Linked DNA regions of Homo sapiens: region 2 is linked to region 1. A link is a contact called in ENCODE Hi-C or POLR2A ChIA-PET data. All regions are on one chromosome and are shown on one strand. Each heading gives the region's core, a stretch centred on a gene start or an enhancer-like site at or near the end of the contact. The rest is flanking DNA. Distances are from core to core; before and after follow the strand shown. Region 1 has its middle 28 kb from the start of CRB2. Region 2 holds the start of ARPC5L (actin related protein 2/3 complex subunit 5 like).

Region 1 (5,395 bases), core at 1,353-3,852:
CTCTAAGTGGTCTCTGCAGCCACAAGAATGGATGAAGTTGTACAGCATGGACATAGAGCCAGGAGAGGACCCAGCACAGACACTGGGAGGCCACCCACTTCTAAGGTACAGTTGTGGCCCCAGGAAGGGGAGACACACAGAGGGACAGAGGAGCCACTGGGAAGGAACAATGTGGGTCAAGTCAGAATGTGGAAGGCGGCAGAAAGGTCAGGAAGAATCAAGACTGAAAAGGGTTGGCTGGACCCAGTCACAGGGAGGCTTCGCAGTGCACTCTGTGAGGGCAATTTCAGGAGAGTTGTTGGGACTGTGGGAGGAGAACCAGGTTTTCTCAATAGCAGGATTTCTAGGGGTGAGGAGACACGGGGAGCATACAGACACCCACGTCTTCACTTCCATGGATGACGTTCTGCATGGACCTCTGGCCATTTTGTGTTTTTGTTTTTGTTTTTGAAACAGAGTCTTGCTCTGTTGCCCAGGCTGGAGTGCAGCTGTCTGATCTCAGCTCACTGCAACGTCTGCCTCCCGGGTTCAAGCAATTCTACCTCAGTCTCCCGAGTAGCTCAGATTACAGGCACCTGCCACCACACCTGGCTTTTTTAAGTAGCAATGGAGTTTCACCATGTTGGTCAGGCTGGTCTCAAACTCCTGACCTCAGGTGATCTGCCCACCTCCCAAAGTGCTGGGATTACAGGCATGAGCCACCGTGCCCAACCCGAGCTCTGGCCATTTTTAGGAACACCCAGGCTTTAGACCTAGCTCAGCCACAAGTTGTAAAGTCATTTCCAGTCTGATAGTTAAGCCTTTTTTCAACCTAGTCTCAGCTGTTTTCTTTAGCCTCAATTACCATCCCTCCCCATCTTCCCCCACCATAGCCATCCAGAAACCTCCTCTCACCTTTGAATGTCACCTCCCACCCCAGCAGTTCCTGACATCCCCCCATGGAGACTTAATTCCTCTCTTCTCTGGACCTTGTACACTTTTTCCAATGCCTGTGTTTGTACAGTCACTTGTTCACAGATGTTAGCTGTACACCTACTATGTGTCTGGCTCTGTGCAGACTCTGCGATTCAGCAGAACAAGACAGGCAGTGGCAAACTCCATCTCTAACTGGGGCAAGAAGAGGGGAAATTAAGGAGGCAATAAATAACCATACTGCCAGGAGGGCAGGGCCACGGCCAGACCCCGGACGGATGGACGGACTGCGAATGCAGCCAGCTCCCTCCCCTCCCCACTCTCCTCTCTCCTCCCCACCTCTCCTCTCCCTGTCAGCATCAGCGTCCTTCTGCTACTCATTTGGCTTCCCCTACTTTGTGGAAAACAAGAGAGCTCTCAGCTCCAAAGGCCTCACCGGGGAGAGTATAACTGTTTCCCCCCAAGTTCCAGTTTAAAATGAAACCAAAAACAACTGCGGGGAAGGACCTGGTTGGCCTGGCTTGGGCCAGCAGCCCACTCCTTCTGAGCCAGTAGCTATGGCTGGAGGGTGAGGTCATGTGCCAGCTCCTGTAACATGAGGTCATATGGCAACATGAGGTCACGTGACAACTGCAGGGCCCACCTGCCTAGACAGGGTGGGGAGAGGAGCTGGTCTCAAAAAGGAGGAAGTGCTTTTGAGAAGGAATGGTGTGGGGAGGGTGGGTTGGCCCTCAAACCAGTAGGGATCTCACAAGGCCAGCGGGGTGCTTGTTGTGGAGCCTTTGGGAGGCTGCAGTCCCAAGCGATCCTTACCTTTTTGGTGCCCTCGACCCCTTTGGCATCGAGTGAAGCCTGTGGACCCTTTCTCAGGATTTTTTGTTTGTTTGTTTGTTTTGTTTTTGAGACAGAGTTTTGCTCTTGCTGCCCAGGCTGGAGTGCAGTAGCACGATCTTAGCTCACTGCAATCTCTGCCTCCCAGGTTCAAGCAATTCTCCTGCCTCAGCCTCCTGAGTAGCTGGGATTACAGGCAAGCACCACCATGCCCAGCTAATTTTTGTGTTTTTAGTAGAGACTGGGTTTCGCCATGTTGGCCAGTCTGGTCTTGAGTTCCTGACCTCAGGTGATCCACCTGCCTTGGCCTCCCAAAGTGCTGGGATTATAGGCATGAGCCACCACACCAAGCCTCTCAGGATCATATTTTCAAATGCATCAAATAAAATATCTAGCATCGCAGAGTAAACCAATTACATTGGTTCTGTCCACAGCCCCCTTGAGGACTCAATATTGAAGGAGTGTGAAAAGACAGGTTAATTAGAGATTTGCTCAGACATCTCCTGGAGGAAGGTGGTGGGAGCCGTGGCCTTTCCCTTGAGGGTGGAAGTTGGTGGACCCGTCTGGGTCTGGGGTGGCCCTGGGGAAGCTGGTAGTGAAGGGAAATGGGAGTGGGTTGACTGCTAAGACAAAGGTGACACCAGTCAGGGAGCTTGGCTGCTGGTGGCAAGCACAGACTCCAGCTAACCTGAAGGAGTGGTTTGTAAAAGTATCGGACTCCAGCTAACCTGAAGGAGTGGTTTGTAAAAGTATCGGGTAGCTCATGCAATTGACGGAGAAACTAGAGAAACAGGCTTGACGAGAACCCAGAGAGTTAAGATCTGCCAAGCTGCCACCTGGGAGCTGACTGCCGGCCAGCTGGTCACTGTGGCCCCATCTGACACCTCCAGCCATGGAGATGACGCCCACACAGCACGAGATGTCCTTCTATGGCGGCACCCTTTAAATGGCAGACTGACTCTGTGCCTCAATGTCACTCTACAGAGTCCTGGGAGGGCATGTCCAGCTGGCCACACTCTAGGCTGCACGTCCATATTCTAGTCACTGGAAGCACAGAAGATCTGTCCCAGGCAGCTTCTGTGGGGAGAGGCGGGGGGGGGTCCTTCCACTATCTTGGGATTCTCCTAATAGATGCTGGTCAACCAAAGGGGTGAATGTCTGATGGCTGGTTCTGAGGTGTGTGTGTATGTATACACAGAGAATATGTGTGTATGTGTACATCGGGCCATGTGTCATGGCTCACGCCTATAATCCAAGCCAGGAGTTCAAGACCAGCCTGGGCAATATGGTGAAATCCCATTTCTACTAAAAATACAAAAATTAGGTGTGGTGGTACATGCTTGTAATCCCAGCTACTTGGGTGCTGAGGCATGAGAATTGCTTGAACCTGGGAGGTGGAGGTTGCAGTGAGCCAAGATTGTGCCACTGCACTCCAGCCAGCCTGGGGGACAGAGTGAGAATGTCTTTAAAAAAAAAAAAAAAAAAAAGCGTACGTGAACTAAGCTATGTCCCCTCTTAAGTGCTGTTTTGTTGGGATTTCAGGCCTGTGGCATTATCTAATGACGTGAAACTCAGGATACAGGCTCCTAACTTTCCCCTCAAAAAGGAAATACTGCTGGGCTTGAGACAGAGAATAGGATGAATAGGACCTTTCAGGAAATAAACCAGACCTTCCAGCTTCTTCTCTGCAATCTTTTAGAAACCAGGACTGCTGGCTGGGCGTGGTGGCTCATGCCTGTAATCCCAACACTTTGGGAGGCTGAGGTGGACAGATCAGGAGGTCAGGAGTTCAAGACCAGCCTGGCCAACTTGGTGAAACCCCATCTCTACTAAAAATACAAAATTAGCCAGGCGTGGTGGTGGGTGCCTGTAATCCCAGCTACTCGGGAGGCTGAGGCAAGAGAATAGCTTGAACCCAGGAGGCAGAGGTTGCAGTGAGCAGAGATTGCACCACTGCACTCTAGCCTGGGTGACAGTGCGAGACTCTGTCTGAAAGAAAACAAACAAACAAAAAAAAACCAGGACTGCTGACTTCTTTTGGACTGACTTAGGAAGGACACTGGGAGTCTTGAACTTACCCTGGCATGGGACTTCTCTCTTGTGAGAAGTAAATGGACTTCTGGTGATCAATGGGACGAGGGTGCAAAAAGATGGTCCTTATTCTGAACCTCAAGCTGGGGACATGGGACATAAGTGACCTGTGTTTGCTGTTGCTCCCCCATCCCCATCTCACAACACTGGACTGTGAGCTCTGGCAGGGCAGGTCTGCTGTCTCATTCCTCTGCTCATGCATCTTCCAGCCCAGGCACCAAGACCTGGACAGTTGTTCACCAGCCTTTCTCTTCCTCCTGGGCACAGAGCCAGGTGACACCTCCCGGCTTCCCTGTGGTTAGGCATGACATGTGACTGAGCCTTGACTAGTGGGACATGGACGGAAGTGACATGGGCCACTTCTGGCCTGGACCATAAAAACCTTCAATGTGTAATCCTCCAAATTCTTCCCTCATCCAGACGAAAGCAGATGATTCTGAGTTCTAGGAAAAGGTGTCACCACAATAAGGAGGGAGGCTGGGTCCCTGAATCACGTAGTGGAAGGCTCATTGACCAACCAGGAACTCTGTCCTGTGAGCAAGAAAAGTCTATTGTGTTACTGGGGTGGGGGTGTTTATTAGAGCAGCTAAGGTGATACTAATACGCTCAGAAAATAGTTGCTGAACCGAGTTGTTCTGTGATCCTGGATAAAGCACTGCCCTGTCTGGGCCTCAGTTTCCTCAACTATATGAGAAGGCTGGACCAGGTAATCCCTAGGCACCCTTGCTCCTGGGAAAAAGGAGGACTTTAGCTACACACACACACACACACACACACACACACACACACACACACACGCACTCACACTCACCCTGTCACGCACACTCCTGCAGTGGGGCTGTTTCCATAGGGACAGGTCCTGAAATGCCTTTCTGGATACAATTTCTCACGAGCACCCAAACAAGGACAACGTTCCAGAACCTTGTTTCTAACAAATGTCGGTAAAACAAAAACACCCGCTACAGACCCATAAAATGTGAAGACCAACTCCAGTGATAAAATATGTTCGTTTCTATGTATTTTTATAGCTTTCCGGATAATAAAAGGAACCGTGTTCTAATCGGATGCGTTTGTTAAATCAGTGTGCAGTGCCTCTACCCTCCTCTTCATGCACAGAGAGAGCTGCAGGGAGACAGGAAGTAGCAGCTTTTGTCATTACCTTGGGAACCTTTGGGACCAAAGGCCATCCTTATTGCTGTTTTCCCAACTCCTCCAGGAATGGTGGGAAGCAGCGTGCATCAGGGAAGGTAGGAACAGCAGAAGTTGTCAAAGATGCTTCTTCCCTAGCTTCTAGGACAGTTTCTCTTTTTATTCTCATGGGGAGAGAGGTACCAGGGTTGCTGCAGAGATGGGCTGGGGCTTGGTCAGGTAGGCTCTGGGATCACGACGGGGGTTCACACATACGTGCCAGGCACTGTTCTAAATGCTTTGGATATATAATACTAACGTTAAAAAAATAACTTCAGCTTTTATTTTAGATACAGTAGGTACATGTGCAGGTTTGTTACATGGGTATATTGACTAGTCTAAACTTCATGATAACCTTTGTGTAGGCCCTCAT
Region 2 (5,395 bases), core at 762-3,261, 1.5 Mb after region 1:
CGGCCAGGGACGGCTAGCACTTGGCTTCCTGCAGCCAACCCTCCCTATGTCCAGGCAGACTCACCTTGTAGAATTTCCTGAGGTTTTCTTTCTGAGTCTGGTTAATAACTGTGAGAACACGGGCAATGGATTTCCGGACGACTCGGCTACAAAACAGAGATGTCAGTGAAGATAGGGAAGACACATAGCACTACCCAAGACTCAGGACTCACACATAGGGCAGCAATAGCTGCAGCCTCCCCCATCAACCCATCCATATTCACTCAGGAGGAAGGCGTTCTGGGAGTGAGGTCTGAGGAGGGAAGAGAGGGGCATGGGAGAGACAGCAGAGGCTTTATGAGGAAGTGCAGGCTGGATAAATGAGGCAGATCAGAAAAAGACCTTCAATCCCAGAACACGAATTTATCCTGAGGGCTAAGACCCAACCAATGCCAATTTCAATGAGCTGATGGGAAGGAATCATGCCACAAACCAGGCAATCAGGCTAGCTTAGGGAACTGCAGGAGAGAGAAACAAGACATTTGCAAAGTGGAGTCACTACAAGCCAGGAGACTGAAGCAAACAACGAGCCAGGGAGAAGTTATTTGTAGTCATGTCAGGATGAGGGAGTCACCTAGTAGACAGCTGGTCAACATGGTTTTTGAGGATTCAGTGTGCAACTGTGCTTGTCCAATCCTCCCACCCCTGCCTCTACTAAGGTTGTTTGGGGGCAAAGAGGGCAACCACCATTTTTTTTTTTTGGAGACAGGGTCTCACCTGTCAACCAGACTGAAGAGCAGTGGCCCCATCATAGCCTCCCAACTCCTGGGCTCAAGTGATCCTCCTGCCTCAGCCTCCAGAGTAGCTGGGACTACAGGCCTGTACCACCACACCCATCTAATTTTTTTTTGAGAAGTGGACTTTGTACCCAGGTTGATGAACTCCAAACCCATGTTCCTTTCACAAGTCTCCCGCACTCTTAGCCATGTAAAATAACTTACGCTGCCACTCCAGGGTGCAAGCCACCCACCTGCCAAGGGGGTTAAAAACTCAAGTGTTGGTGGGAAGCGGAAGGAAGGGGTCCGGGTAGGCTTTGAAGGCAGCATTAAGATGGGTCTCCGGGGATGCATTCCAGGCACAAGGACCGCAAGGTCAAGGCAGGTAAGAGGCTAAGCACACAACGGGTCTCCCATGCGCGCCAGGATGCACGGAGTGGGCATCTAAGCGGCCAGCTCCTTAAGCCAACTTTGAAATCCTCCGACGATCCCGATGCACACGTGCTCCCCACCCACGAGGGCTGTGATCCGGCCGCCTCACTTACATCTTAGAGAGCTTGGAGGCCGCACCGCCTGTCACTTTGGCGACGCGCAGCTGGGACAGCTCCACCTTCAGGTCGTCCAGCTGTTTCAGCAGCTCCTCCTTCTTCTTCCCGCGAAGATCTCGAGCCTTGATCTTGGCCTGCGCGCAAGAGAGAGTGTGCCTCAGCCAGGCCGCGGGGCCATATCCCCTTCACCTGCGTGGCCAGCCCCCAAAGGCGCGCGACTCGCCATCGACTACGAGTGCGCCGGAGCCCCAACCAGGGCTCAGGACAGTCTCCCTCGCCGGCCGTGCCTTGGGCAGAGTAACCCAGGCCCGGGCCGCGCGCCTCTCCCGGCGCCAAGCGAAGAGGCGGGTTGTGGTGGCGCCAGACCATTCTGCGCGGCGCCCCACAGGCCTAGGTGGCAGATAGAATCCGCGGGCTCAGCCCGCACCGCCTTCCCCAACCCCCGCGCCTCACAGCGCTCGGATGGCGCCCGATTCCGCAGCTCTCACCATTGCTGCACAAGCCGCCAACGCCGCCGCCCGCTCCGAGGGAAAGAGGAAGTAGGCGGGGCTGACCTCCGCAACTACTGCCGGGTGGCGGCGGGCGCGGCCAATGGCGCCGCAGCGGGGGAGCCCCGGCTCCGCCTCATCTCCCCCGCCCCCGAGGAACGCCGTGGTACTGCCCGCCCCGCCTGGTAGGGCCGGAGCCCCGCCTTGTAGTGCTCGCCTCATTCACGGCACCCCTGATAGCGAGGTCGGCGTCACGGTGTAGGCGCGCAGTTGGGGAAACCGAGGCCCAACGTGGGCGGCAGCTACCAGAGATGGCACACGGAGGACTCAAATTCGTCCATTCAGTCATTCGTTCATTCATTCCTTCGGGAAACCTTGCAGATCTCCCAATCTGGGCAACTCTGAGCTGGGCGCCAGTAGTCTGGGGGTGCTGACGGGAGGAGGGGCCAGAGTTTTCAAAGACGATTAACCGAGGCTCACGTCGCGGAGGAATTTAAAGCGCGAGATGGACGGGAGGGGCGGGCTCAGGCAGTTATAATCCAACTCCATAAAGGTTCTGGGGAGGCAGTATATGGAACTGCAAAGAGCATTTACACCTTTTTTTTTTTTTTTTTTTTTGAGACAGAGCTTCATTCTGTCGCCCAGGGTGCCAGGCTGGAGTGCAGTGTCGCGATCTCGGCTTACTGCAACCTCCGCCTCCCGGGTTCAGCGATTCTCCTGCCCCAGCCTCCCGAGTAGCTGAGTAGCTGGGATTACAGGCATGCACCACCACGCCTGGCTAATTTTTTGTATTTTTAGTAGAGACGGGGTTTCGCCATGTTGCCCAGGCTGATCTTGAACTCCTCAGCTCAGGTGATCCCCTCGCCTCGGCCTCCCAAAGTGCTGGGATTACAGGCGTGAGCCACCACGCCTGGCCCCAGCCTTTATTTATTTTTTTTATTTTTTAATTTTTTTTTTCAGACAGGGTCTCGCTCTGTCACCCTGGCTGGAAGGCATGGCGCGCTCTCCGCCCACCAAAACCTCCGCTTCCCGGGTTCAAGCAGCCCTCCCACCTCAGTCTCCCGAGTAGCTGAAACTACAGGCACAAGCCACCAGGCCTGGCTAATTTGTTTATTTTTTGTAGAGCTGTTGCCCAGGGTGGTCTCCTGGGCTCAAGCAATCCGCCCTCCTCGGCCTCCCAGAGTGCCTAGGATTACAGGGGTTAGCCACCTCGCCTGGCCATACAGCCTTTTTTATTTTTATTTTATTTTTTATATATTTTTTGAGATGGAGTCTGGCTCTGTCGCCTAGGCTGGAGTGCAGTGGCGCGATCTCGGCTCACTGCAACCTCCACCTCCCGGGTTCAAGAGATTCTCCTGCCTTGGCCTCCCCAGTAACTGGGACTACAGGTGTGTGCCACTACACCCAGCTAAATTTTTGTATTTTTAGTAGAGACAAGGTTTAGCCAGGCTGGTCTCAAACCCCTGACCTCAAGTGATCCACCCGCCTCAGCCTCCCAAAATACTGGGATTACAGGTGTGAGCCACTGCGCCCGGCTAGTACAGCCTTTTTTAAAGTGAACCTGACCAGGTTTCAAATTCTTGCTCTGCTGCCAAGGTAGTAGTTGAGACTCTTGGGAAATCTCTTCCCCTTTCTTGAGTCTCAGTTTGCTCACATGTGAAATGAGGCATTTATGAGAATTAGAGGAGATATCTGTAAAGCTGTTAACCCGAAATCTGACGCATAACAATGGCTCAAAATATCATTGGTGTTCATGTTCCCAGAGGAAGGAACACTTCAGTAGAGCCCGGAAAGTGAAACGGGAATTCACAAGGCAGGGCATGTTTAGGCTTTCTGATTAATGTCTGCCAACCAGTAGGCATTAATCAGCACTCCAGTGCCACTCCCTTGCCCTTAATAAAGACATGCCACCTCTTAGAGTTATGGTTGAAGCCAGATTGTCCTCTTGTTACTACCAGCTGTAACCACCCACAAGGAGACTTCTCCCATCTCCTATGAGTAGCAACCTCTGTGCAATCCTTTCCTTAGCCCCAAACAGGCTGAAATAAAATGATGCATTTATGTGTCTATTTCCACAGCCAACCTAGAAGTTCTCTGGGGACAGAACCTTGGCGGACAACTGAATTAATTGTTCTAGTCTCCAGGCCCAGTACATGGATGCTTGTTGGATGAATTAATGAACCTTGACCCACACCAAGGTGAGGAAGGCTTTCAGGAGGTGGAGGGATATGGGGAAAAAAGAGAGTAGAGAGAGGGCAATCCCGGCATGGCTTAGACTTTTTTTTTTTTTTTTTGAAATGGAGTCTTGCTGTGTCACCCAGGCTGGAGTGCAGTGGCACAATTTCAGCTCACTGTAACCTCCACCTCCCAGGTTCAAGCGATCCTTGTGCCTCAGCCTCCTGAATAGCTGGGATTACATAGGTGCGTGCCACCATGCCCGGCTAATCTTTGTATTTTTGTTTTTTTCCAAAATGGAGTCTTGCTCTATTGCCCAAGCTGGAGTGCAGGGGCACAATCTCGGCTCTCACTGCAACCTCTGCCTCCCAGGTTCAAGCGATTCTCCTGCCTCAGCCTCCCGAGGAACTGGGAATACAGGCATGCACCACCAAGCCAAGCTAATTTTTGTTTTTTTAGTAGAGACGGGGTTTCACCATATTTCACCTGGCCACCATGTTGGCCAGGCTGGTATTGAACTCTTAACCTTGTGATCCGCCTGCCTTGGCCTCCCAAAGTGCTGGGATTACAGGTGTGAGCTGCCGCGCCTGGCCCATCTTTGTATTTTTTGTAGGGACGGGGTTTCGCCAGGGTGGTCTCAAACTCCTGACCTCAAGAGATCCGCCTGCCTCAGCCTCCCAAAGTGCTGCGATTACAGGCATGAGCCACGGCGCAGTGCGCCTGGACCTTTTTTTTTTTTTGAGACTGAGTTTCATTCTTGTTGCCCAGGCTGGAGTGCAATGGCACAATCTCGGCTCACTGCAACCTCTGCCTTCTGGGTCCAAAGGATTCTTCTGCCTCAGCCTCCCAGCCTGCCTACAGCTACTGTAATCCAAGTAGCTGGGATTACAGGTGCCGCCATGATGCCTGGCTAATTTTTATATTTTTAGTAGAGACGGCATTTCACCACGTTGGCCAGGCTGGTCTCAAACTCCTGACCTCAGGTGATCCACCTGTCTCGGCCTCCCAAAGTGTTGGGATTACAGGTGTGAACCACTGTACCTGGCCGGCATAGCTTAGTCTTAAATGAAAGTCTAGGCCGGGCGTGGTGGCTCACGTGGTGCACGCCTGTAATCCCAGCTACTCTGGAGGCTGAAGCAAGAGAATCGCTTGAACCCAGAGGCAGAGGTTGCAGTGAGCCGAGATCGGGCCATTGCACTCCAGCCTGGGTGACAAGAGGGAAACTCTGTCTAAAAAAAAAAAAAAAAAAAAAGGAAAGTCTAATGGTGCACAGTGCCTTTGCTGTTATATTTTTAAATGCTTAGAGTTAATGACTCTGCACATCTTTTTCGAACCTGAAGTCATTTGTGACTCTCTCTTACACGCCACATCTAGTCAACCAGTAAATTCCAGGTACTCTACCTTCAAAATTTACCCAACTTAAGGCCGG

Evidence for each region. Hi-C counts contacts between places; a loop is a spot of excess contacts on that map. ChIA-PET counts read pairs that join two places held with the same protein, here RNA polymerase II (POLR2A). Pooled maps may share reads with other maps.
Region 2: a pooled map shows a loop between it and region 1 (7-fold over the local background). The contact joins the promoter of ARPC5L here to the enhancer-like site in region 1. A Hi-C loop is called at or near these places in 1 of 37 single-sample maps with no recorded cell type and 6 of 50 pooled maps. POLR2A ChIA-PET finds 5 or more read pairs at or near these places in 1 of 52 experiments (K562).

The regions. Positions count from the first base shown.
Region 1 is chr9:123,325,354-123,330,748 of GRCh38, forward strand. No RefSeq gene overlaps it. Among named protein-coding and RNA genes, the nearest start is that of CRB2, 28 kb to the right of the region's middle. RefSeq lists enhancers at 905-1,406, 1,407-1,906. Within about 2 kb of position 2,603, at least 12 of the 41 ENCODE cell types and tissues checked have a DNase peak (open chromatin) inside an H3K27ac peak, as active enhancers do.
Region 2 is chr9:124,860,119-124,865,513 of GRCh38, forward strand. ARPC5L (actin related protein 2/3 complex subunit 5 like) reads left to right here and starts at 2,012. Exons shown (of 6, transcript NM_030978.3): 1 at 2,012-2,280; 2 at 3,870-3,989. It overlaps RPL35 (ribosomal protein L35), which reads right to left and starts at 1,839. Exons shown (of 4, transcript NM_007209.4): 1 at 1,792-1,839; 2 at 1,301-1,437; 3 at 65-146. The coding sequence starts at 1,794. RefSeq lists enhancers at 1-351, 1,340-1,963, 1,399-1,448, 1,489-1,598, 2,039-2,258 and a silencer at 1,749-2,018.